3 separate regions of the Homo sapiens genome follow, and all the other regions are linked to region 2. A link is a contact called in ENCODE Hi-C or POLR2A ChIA-PET data. All regions are on one chromosome and are shown on one strand. Each heading gives the region's core, a stretch centred on a gene start or an enhancer-like site at or near the end of the contact. The rest is flanking DNA. Distances are from core to core; before and after follow the strand shown.

Evidence for each region. Hi-C counts contacts between places; a loop is a spot of excess contacts on that map. ChIA-PET counts read pairs that join two places held with the same protein, here RNA polymerase II (POLR2A).
Region 1: POLR2A ChIA-PET joins it to region 2 with 18 read pairs in OCI-LY7. The contact joins two enhancer-like sites. POLR2A ChIA-PET finds 5 or more read pairs at or near these places in 3 of 52 experiments (GM12878, HEK293 and OCI-LY7).
Region 3: a map of posterior vena cava shows a loop between it and region 2 (4-fold over the local background). The contact joins two enhancer-like sites. A Hi-C loop is called at or near these places in 1 of 168 maps with a recorded cell type or tissue (posterior vena cava). POLR2A ChIA-PET finds 5 or more read pairs at or near these places in 1 of 52 experiments (Panc1).

Annotation. Positions count from the first base shown.
Region 1 is chr2:46,304,664-46,307,850 of GRCh38, reverse strand. The region is part of intron 1 of EPAS1 (endothelial PAS domain protein 1); the gene reads right to left. Among named protein-coding and RNA genes, the nearest start is that of EPAS1, 8.8 kb to the right of the region's middle. Within about 2 kb of position 1,375, at least 12 of the 41 ENCODE cell types and tissues checked have a DNase peak (open chromatin) inside an H3K27ac peak, as active enhancers do.
Region 2 is chr2:46,633,409-46,636,375 of GRCh38, reverse strand. No RefSeq gene overlaps it. Among named protein-coding and RNA genes, the nearest start is that of CRIPT, 18 kb to the right of the region's middle. Within about 2 kb of position 1,300, at least 2 of the 41 ENCODE cell types and tissues checked have a DNase peak (open chromatin) inside an H3K27ac peak, as active enhancers do.
Region 3 is chr2:47,068,294-47,071,396 of GRCh38, reverse strand. All of the region lies in intron 19 of TTC7A (tetratricopeptide repeat domain 7A), which reads right to left. Among named protein-coding and RNA genes, the nearest start is that of STPG4, 85 kb to the left of the region's middle. RefSeq lists enhancers at 1-289, 1,146-2,002, 1-2,761. Within about 2 kb of position 1,681, at least 26 of the 41 ENCODE cell types and tissues checked have a DNase peak (open chromatin) inside an H3K27ac peak, as active enhancers do.

The DNA.
Region 1 (3,187 bases), core at 126-2,625, 330 kb after region 2:
TCCGAGGATAGGACAATCCCGCTGAGGAGGCCTAAAACAGCTGCAGGATCAGCACCATGTGGACCTCTTCTGGGGGACCAGGAAAGCGATCTCAGCAGCCAGGGTGCCTTCCAGTCAGTCGGCAGGGAAATGCACGGGGGCACTAATTTCCATGGAACTCTGGAAGACTCCAGAGAGTCAGGGGACCACACAGTGCCCAGCCACACAGACTAGGATTTCTTTAGATGTCTTGGCCATGACAAAGGCCCTTACCAAATGGGAGGCGCACATCAGCTGAGGCAAGACAAACAGAGTGATAGCAAGAAAGCCAGAAAACCAAGAAGAGCCTCAACTCCCATGCCCCACCCACCAATAATTCCCCCTAAGTCCCGGGTACAGAATAAAAGACAGACTCCCGCTGCACAACGATATGGTTACATTTATAGAAGCTCTCTTGTCACCAGTGAAATGTGACCTTCATACTTTCCTTATCTTAATATCTGGGTAAACATTTGTTGTGCAAGCACACAAATAAAGGTTCTAAAGGTGAAATGTGGTGTGTCCAGCAACACCACACTGCTCCAAACCCAGGCCCCAGAGAGTCCTTTTGGCTCTGCAGAGGACTTCTCTCTCCCTTCACCCTGGGCACCAAGGCACCAAAATTAGCTTCGTTGACCTCAGCCAGCTCTGGAGTGAACGCTGCCATTCGAAAATAGCATCTGAGAACTCTTGGAAACACAGGAGAGAAATACAAGGGTACAGTGGTTTACAGAAACTTACTGCGAAAGCAATCTCACTGGAGTGCTTTTTTAACTAAATACACAGGAAAGGGGCATTATGAGGATTTACTCCAATCTGTGGAAAGTGAATTATATGCTTCTAGCTCCCATCCTGATTAATTCTATTAAGTGTGATTGTTTTCATTTAGAAAAATATTGCAGAGGTAATGTTCATAAAGAGAGTTTGTCAAATGACCCATGCTTTGACCCAAAATTTTGCTGTACTAACTTGCACAGTCCTATTATTTCTAGACACTCTCTAAAAACATTGTGTCTCATTTCCCCATATATTTGATATATGTGATTTTTAAAATCTTGTCTTGAAATGCAGAAGGAAGGATTCTCAAGCAGTTCCTCAAAAGGCACAATTTTCTGTTGTTTCTATGTGGAATTCATAAACAAAGCCAAGTAACCGAGTTTTTATGTGTGCTTAAAGGCACTCTTTCCTGCAACTGTGTGTGACGTATTTTTCCAGGACAATCTTTCTCAATACTCCAAAGTGCTTCAGTAACAGGAAGTCATAAAGGTAGGAAGGAGGCCTGTAAATATTTGCTGTAATTGCTCATTAGTAATGAGAATGGCTGGCATTGAATTTTGAGTCACCCTTTTGTGCTCATGGCTCATTACCTTGTAACTGGAGCCCAAGGTGGTACATATGGGCTTTCCCTCACCATGGACAACCAGGTCCACTTCTAGGTTTTACTTCAGACAGTGTGGCTTGTTTCTCTCAGCACCTCCATTTCCCAAATATAAAGGAAGGAAAGCATGCTGGTCTTCTTGCTCCCTGCCCCCTAACCAGAGGCAGTCAGGAAAAAACTTATACAAAGTAGTGACAGTATGCAAAGTTTTTATCAAAAGTGAAATGTGTGTATTTTTTTAATACTATACTAATACAACATCGAGAGACAGATAAATACTGTCTGGGTAGACACACAGCACAATGATTTAAATGATTACCAAAAAATAATCATATACTTTAATGGATGTATTTTAAACAACTTATAAAATGCTTCTGAACTTTCTCAGATTCAGCTCATGTGTCCTCTTATTCATAACAAGCCACTGACTCCCCTTAGTCACAGGCCAGCATCAGGGCACCTCGGACTAAAAATGAGACCAAAACACTCAACCCGTTACAGAATTGATTAACTTCTAAGAATACTATTGGCTGTACCCCCTGCTTCTGGGGGCAGCCTACAGGGCAATGGGGGTTACCTTCAGCACCACAATCATGAGTACAACATAATGGATCCACTTTCCTGCCCACGTGTTTGATTACACGGCCTAACCAGATAAAATCACTAATTTGTTAAGATTGCTACCACTTATCTCTTAGTTTTTTTAATAGGAGAGTTCCATGGCTGGGGATGGGGGGATAGTTCAAGAAGTCACTAGGGGTGTATGAGACACTTCTAACAATCCACTTCCATGGCTTTATAGAATTCACAAAACGTCAGATGAGTACATGGCAAATAAACATATGTTTCAATGGGGTCATTTTTCTCATTGACAAGACACCCTTTCTGAAATATTTTTCCACATGAGAAAAGGATCTGTTCACAGGATCATTATCTGGCATGGAAATTACTTATAACTTTAAAACTGAGGAATCTTTCCAAGTTCGGGGGAGTGGGGGCAGTGGGAAATGTGCCTCCTGGAAACATGTGGAACTTCTGGCAGTGATGTCATCTAGTAAGAGTTTTGCTGACGTACAAGTGGCCCCTGCAAACAGCCTAAGGCAGTCAAGCAAACAGGTATTTCTTAAGAAATTAGAAAAAACAAGGTCACTTAGAAGTGGATAACATTCTTGTCCATTCCACACCTGACTCTTCAGCTCCAGGTATCTCACAAAGGGTCTCGCCACTCTTCTTCACTTTATGCTTTCATCAGATCAGTTATGGGGCTTCCAACAGTGGGAACAGACAAGGGTCACCAAATTACACCCAACATCTACTTGAAAATTACAGATGCTATTAGGGGCATCCCATGGATGACCACCACATCGACTGTGATGCACAGTTGCCAACACGGCTTGCTTCTCTCTTGATTAAGGTATGTGTCAATGCAATTCTGTTTGGCAGCACTAGAAAAACTCAAGGTACCCTCTAGGTTCACAGTGCAGGGGCCAACAGTGTGATGGCTGTTAAGGCTCAGGGCTCATCAGCGAAAGGGCTCTATAGAAATGCAACATGCTATTATCACAACAATCATAGCTATTCTTTATCCCCCTATCCATTCTTTCCTTCCTGTGCTTGCAATTTCAAAAGATCAAAAGAGCCACAGGAAGTCCTGTGCATCTTGATGGTTCTTCAGAAGCCACAGAGGAAGAGCTTCTAACAGGTTCTCCTGCACAATGGAGTCCGAAGGCTGAAGTAATTATTGAAGTCTTGCCACCAGCGAAGGGTGGGATGTGGAAAGCTTTGAATTTC
Region 2 (2,967 bases), core at 51-2,550:
AATTACTCGAGTGTGGTGGCGCATGTCTGTTGTTCCAGCTACTTGGGAGGCTGAGGCAGGAGGAATGCTTGAGCCCAGGGAAGTCAAGGCTGCAGTGAGCTGTGATTGCACCACTGCACTCCAGCCTGGGCGACAGAGCAAGACCCTGCCTCAAAACAAACCTAAGGAAACTAAGAAAAAGAAACAAACCTAAGGAAACTAAGAAAAAGAAAGACATAGTGATAAAGAAACAGGACATTCAACACGGAAGAGAGGTGTAGGGAAATCCAAAGGTGACAGCTGCACCAGGTGTAGATATAATCAGTTCATACTAGAGTGAATCTTAAGAGACAGGTACACTGGTGGCTATCATCACCAACATGCGTGCTGCCATTATCCTTTTTCATTTTTTAAATCTGAACCTGACCAAGTTTATCTGTATTTGGCTTGCCTAGATCATGTCCTGGTAAAATTCATGTGTCCTCCGCCACACCTTACAGCTTGGATCAGCTGAAGATACTCATTTCATCCTACAGACATGTTTTCTCTGACCCATTCCTGAGAGCTGGGGGTAATTAAGATTGAGTTTAGAAGGCAAATTCCTGCTGCTGTACATGGTCCACGGTACATGACCAGTGAATGGTCAGTACATGGTCTACGGTACAGGCTGGCCACATGCCTACACCATATCAAGTGCTATGCTCCCCAATACTCATTCGTTACTTTGCCTGCTGACTTTCTAGAAGGGTATTCTTGTATACTTTCCAAAACGCTGAAGCCGAAACTATGACTATGTGTAGCTTATCTTCTCTTAGGAACTTTTATTTTGTTTTGCCCTCTTTTGGCACAGATAGGTTTGTGCTTGCTCCTAAGCTTTTATGTTAAAACTTTCATGCTAATTTATATATAAAAATTGCAGAAAATATTAAACATACAATTGACAGATTTGATGACAGTAAAAAACAATAATATGAAGTAGGCTATTTCAGTTATCTCAGCAGAGGTGGGAGCAGGCAGTAAGAAAGGACTTGAAAAATGCAGTGGGTGTTACAAGACCCAAGGAAGTTTTGAAGGCACACAACACACACTTCACATCTCCCCATAAAGACATTTCTCCCTCTGTTCTTATGCACACCCTTCCCTCTTGAAATGTTCAATTGTCTGATCTTTTAAGTGTCAACTCTAATGTCTCTGCTTTAGAGAGGCCTACTCTGACCACACTCCTCACTCACTCTCTGTCACTTTTCACACTCTGTAAACATCTTGTTTACTTGGTTACTATGTACCTTTGCATAGTCACCACCTCAGTGTAAGCTCTGTGAGGGAAGAGAGCTTGTCTTGCTCACTACTGTATCCTTGGTGTTTGAAAGCGTCTGGCAAATATTAATCTCATCAAAAATGACGTTGAATGAATATTACTGAAGGAAGTTGGTTTTTCAAGTGAATGAAGAGGAAGCAAAAACAAAGTTGAAAACCACAAAAAAGTTAAATTACTTTTGAAACATGGAACCTCATTCATATTTGTTCTCTAAAGGTTTTGTCTTTTACATCTAAGTCCTGGGTTTGATTTTTGTGTGTGTGTGCACATATGGTTAAGAGATAGGAATCCAGTTTGAATTTACTGATGAATTTCCCCAGTGATCTACAATACTACCTGTCATATATCACTTTTACATATATGTAGTTATCTACTCCTGGTCTGTTTTTGTGTTGAATATCGTCTCAATATTTCAGCTTTAAAATATGCTTTGACATGTGGTAGAGCAGGTGTGTTACGAAAAATTTTAGGCCGGGCATGGTGGCTCATGCCTGTAATCCCAACACTTTGGGAGGCCGAGAAGGGTGGATCACAAGGTCAGGAGTTCAAGACCAGCCTGGCCAATATGGTGAAACCCCGTCTCTACTAAAAATACAAAGATTAGCTGGGCATGGTGGCAGGCGCCTGTAGTCCCAGCTACTTGGGAGGCTGAGGCAGGAGAATAGCTTGAACCCGCGAGGCAGAGGTTGCAGTGAGCCGAGATCGCACCACTGCACTCCAGCCTGTGTGACAGAGCGAGATTCCATCTCAAAACAGAAAAAGAAAAATTTTAAATATATATAAACGTAGAGAGAATAAGTTCTTCTGGAACTTTGGGTATATATCAGACCTTTTCCTTCTATTGTTCATGTCTCAATTTCTATTTCATATTTTTTTTCTAATGTCTTTGCTCATGAGTGATAATTACCTGTCATTTTGTTTTTTTTTTTTGAGACGAAATTTCACTCTTCCGCCAAGGCTGGAGTTAAGTGGTGCAATCTCGGCTCACTGCAACCTCCGCTACCGAGTTCAAGCAATTCTCCTGCCTCAGCCTCCCAAGTAGCTGGGATTACAGGCGCGTGCCACCACATCTGGCTAAATTTTATATTTTTAGTAGAGATGGAGTTTTGCCTTGTTGGCCAGGCTGGTCTCGAACTCCTGATCTCAGGTGATCCACCTGCCTTGGCCTCCCAAAATGCTGGGATTACAGGCATGAGCCACTGCGCCCGGCCTGTCATTTTCCTTTCTTTATAATACTTGCTTGGTTTTGGTAATTAGCCTTTTAAGTATTCTCATTTTTTCATTGTTTGAAAAAGTTGTGCAAGTTTGGAATTAGCTGTTATTAGAATTTTGGTATAACTTGCCTATAAAATCACGTCATTCTGGTGTTTCAATTATTGTTTTTTTAAGGAAACTATCCATTTCTTCTATTTTTTCAAATATAGATGCAACAAAGATCACAAAGAGACTGTTATGAGCTATCTTAACTCAATATATCTATTTTTTGAGACAGAGTCTGACTCTGTTGCCCAGGCTGCAGTGCAGTGGTGTGATCATGGCTCACTGCAACCTCCACCTCCTGGGCACAAGTGATCCTCCCACCTCAGCCGCCCAAGTAGCTGGAACTACAGGTGTGTGCCACCATAGGCAAGAGCCACTGCGCTTGGCTTTTTTTTTTTTTGAGGCAGGGT
Region 3 (3,103 bases), core at 432-2,931, 430 kb before region 2:
TGGGAGAGGGCATGGCTCTCTGTGGGGGAGGACTGTAGGCTAGGGTGGGTTGGCTCATGTCCCCCCACCCTGGGATGTTGACCTTAGAACCTGAAAGGAGACACCAGGCTGGGGTCAGGCTGGGGCCCAGAGGCCCAGGGCCTGTAACAGGATCTTCTGCCACCTGCCCCTGACACCAGCCGAGTTCATGTTTGGTAGCAACTCAGCGCTGTTTGCTGCCTGACAACTGGGCAAGACACAGCCCCAGGAAGATGCGAGGTCTCACCTACTCTGCCCTGAGCCCAGCGCTGCACCTAGGACCTGCAGACAATCCTCCTGGCACCCCGACCCTCCCAGAGAACAGGCCTCCTGGGAGATGGTGGGAACAAGAACTGACATCTCAATTTCATCCAAATGTCCCAAGTGAATCCCCCATCCCTCATCCTGGTGAGGATGTGCCCCACGCTGAGAGAGGAGACCAGATCTGCTGAGAGGCTTCCAGTTTTTGACCGTCCCTTGGGAGATGCCATGGCTGTGCTGCCAGCCCACAGGGATTCGAAAGTGATGTCCAAGTTGTTTATGGTGATCAGACATCGTACCTCCAAGGGGGCGCTTTGGGCTGGTTATAGCCACAGACATGATTCCAGGGAGGTGCAGGGCTCTGGGGGAAGTCCCCAGAAATTCCCACCTCAGGACCCTCCTTCTCTCCCTTCCTGGATCTCAGGGAGTGGGGATGTGTGGCCACATCTCAAGTGCTCGAGACTCTGCTCTCCCAGGAAGCCTTCCCTGAGGGCGGAGCTCCTCCTGACCACACAACCGCCTCAAGGTCACGCTTAGTTACTGTGGGGCTCATGGATGTGATCCCTGTCCTGCCCCTCCCCAGGCTGAGAGGGACAGCGCCCCAGCCTCCTGCCTGCTTTGTTATTCCCCAAAGGACAGCAGCTCAACAAGGCTCAGAGCTCAGGATGTAGCCCAAATGCAGAGCCAGGGAACCCAGAGACACCCACACACACACAGATGTGGACCTCCGATCAGGGATGCTGCCCACGTGGAGCTTGGCAAGCCCTGCCTCTTACGGCCACGCAGGTGCAGAACCTAAGGGGCCTAAGGTCTTGCTAGGGTCTGGGCTCACACTCAGTGGGGAGCCTCCCTGTGGGACCCAGGTCATCTGCAGAGGCACAGTGTGTGGCCAGGGGCTGTGGCCTGGGAGGGGATGAGGGGAAAAGGGCCTTGCCTTTTCAGAATTCCACTGCACACCATCCCAGCCCATAAGTTCAGTGCCTGATGATGCCCTCCAAGGGCAGAGCAGCACAAAGGTCTAGGGGTGTGCATGCTTCTTCTTCCTTTGAGGGGGGCCTGCCCTGGGAAGCAGCCTTGGCGCTAGGCCAGCTGTGGGCCAGGCTGAGCCCTCCCTCCCCACCCCTGCCCTCAAGTATTTATAGAAGTTATTTTGGGAATTTTCTTTCTGAGCTCAGGGCACATTCCTGGGATTCTGTAACAGCCTTTCCAGCTGGGAAGCCAGGAATCAGCTGGAAGCTGCAGGAGCCTTCTGGTCCCTGGAGCCTGCGTTTGGGGACACCAGGGCTGCTGGGAGGAGCCTGCTCTACAGAAAGGGCCCTCCCTAACGCCACCCTGGAACATAGACACACCCTTCCAGGGAGGCTGGCATTCCAGCCCAGCTCCAGGCTCTCTGGCATTCCGGATTCTCTCAGGTGTGTCAGCCTCAACCTGTCCAACCAGACCTGGAACGGGAGGGAGGGAGGCGCCTCTCCAGGCTGAAAACCTCCCACTCCCATCACCACAGGCCTCCTGGAGCCAGGGCAGCTCCAAAGCCACAGGGTCCTACTTCCCTGATGTGGGGAGGGGAGCAAACCCTTCCAGCCCCACCCAGTGCTGGGGTGGGATGTGTTCACCCCAGAGCCCCCTGGGCCTCAAAAGAAGAGGCTCCTGCTGAGAAGAGCCCAGACTCACAAGGAGCCCAACCTAGGTGGGGGTCTCCTGGGGTAGTGAGTACCTGTCCCTTTCTCTTCTGGGGTCCTTTACAAGTGAGATGTAGAAGAACACCAGTAGGCCTCTTCAGCTGGGGCTAAGGGTTGTCTGTTTTCAGAGGGGCAGGGACCAGCGGCCAGGGGCCCGATGGGTCACATCCTGGGGGACTCTGCAGCCTGACGAACCTCCAAGAAATTGACTTCCTTGCCAGCCGTCTCCTCTGGCCAGTGGCTGGGCCTTTTCTCCTCCCCTTCCTGGGCTGGTATCAGGTTCTAGGTCTGTAGGGGCCTCTACCCATCCTGGAGCACTGCCTGGCCCAGCCCTCCAGGTCAGTCAAGAGGCTGTGGCTAGGCCTCTGGATCCCGGGTTCTAGAAGTGAGTCCCCGTGATGGGGAGTGAGAAGGGGGCCCAGTCACAGAAGGTCCCCTCTCTGGGCAGGAGGTACAGCCAAAGGCACAGTAAAGGACAGTTTGGGGAGGGGGCTGCTGGACAGGGAGAAAGGGCCGCATTACCTTCTCTCTCCATGTAGGGTGAGTCTTTCTTTTTTTTTTTTTTTTTTTTTTTTTGAAAAAATTGATTCTGGAGCTTAATTAAGCCAGCAGTGCTCAAGTATCATTCTGATCTGAATCTATGACAGGCTTCCTCATCAGGGTTGGTGATGGACTTCAGGAGCCTATATCAGCTTAAGGTTTTCCCAGAGTCCTGAGCCAGGGCTCAGGGTGTGTGTGTGGGGCTGTGCCAGCCCAGGGATAAGGTGGGTAGGGAGGGGCCTCTGATCCCCACTGAGCAGGTGCTGGGGGACACACCCTCATACCCCCCACACCATGGGCCTGCAGAACCCTCTACTTTCGTCTCCTCTACTTTCCCATCAGGGAATGTGACCTCAGGCAGCACTGGCGAGGGGTGAACAGAAAGCTCACAATAAAATCATCTCATCAGAGGTCACAGAGCCAAGACGCTCCTATTGAACTTTCCTGCCAAGCAGAAGCAAGATTCCATGTCCTCTCATGGCCTAGACCCCTCTAAGCCACCTGCCACAGCTCCGGAAATGAACACAGAGAAAGAAGCCTAGAGCTGGTGGTGCGTCCTGGACCCTGAGACATGGGGCATAAGCAGCAGAGGCCACTGGCCCCAG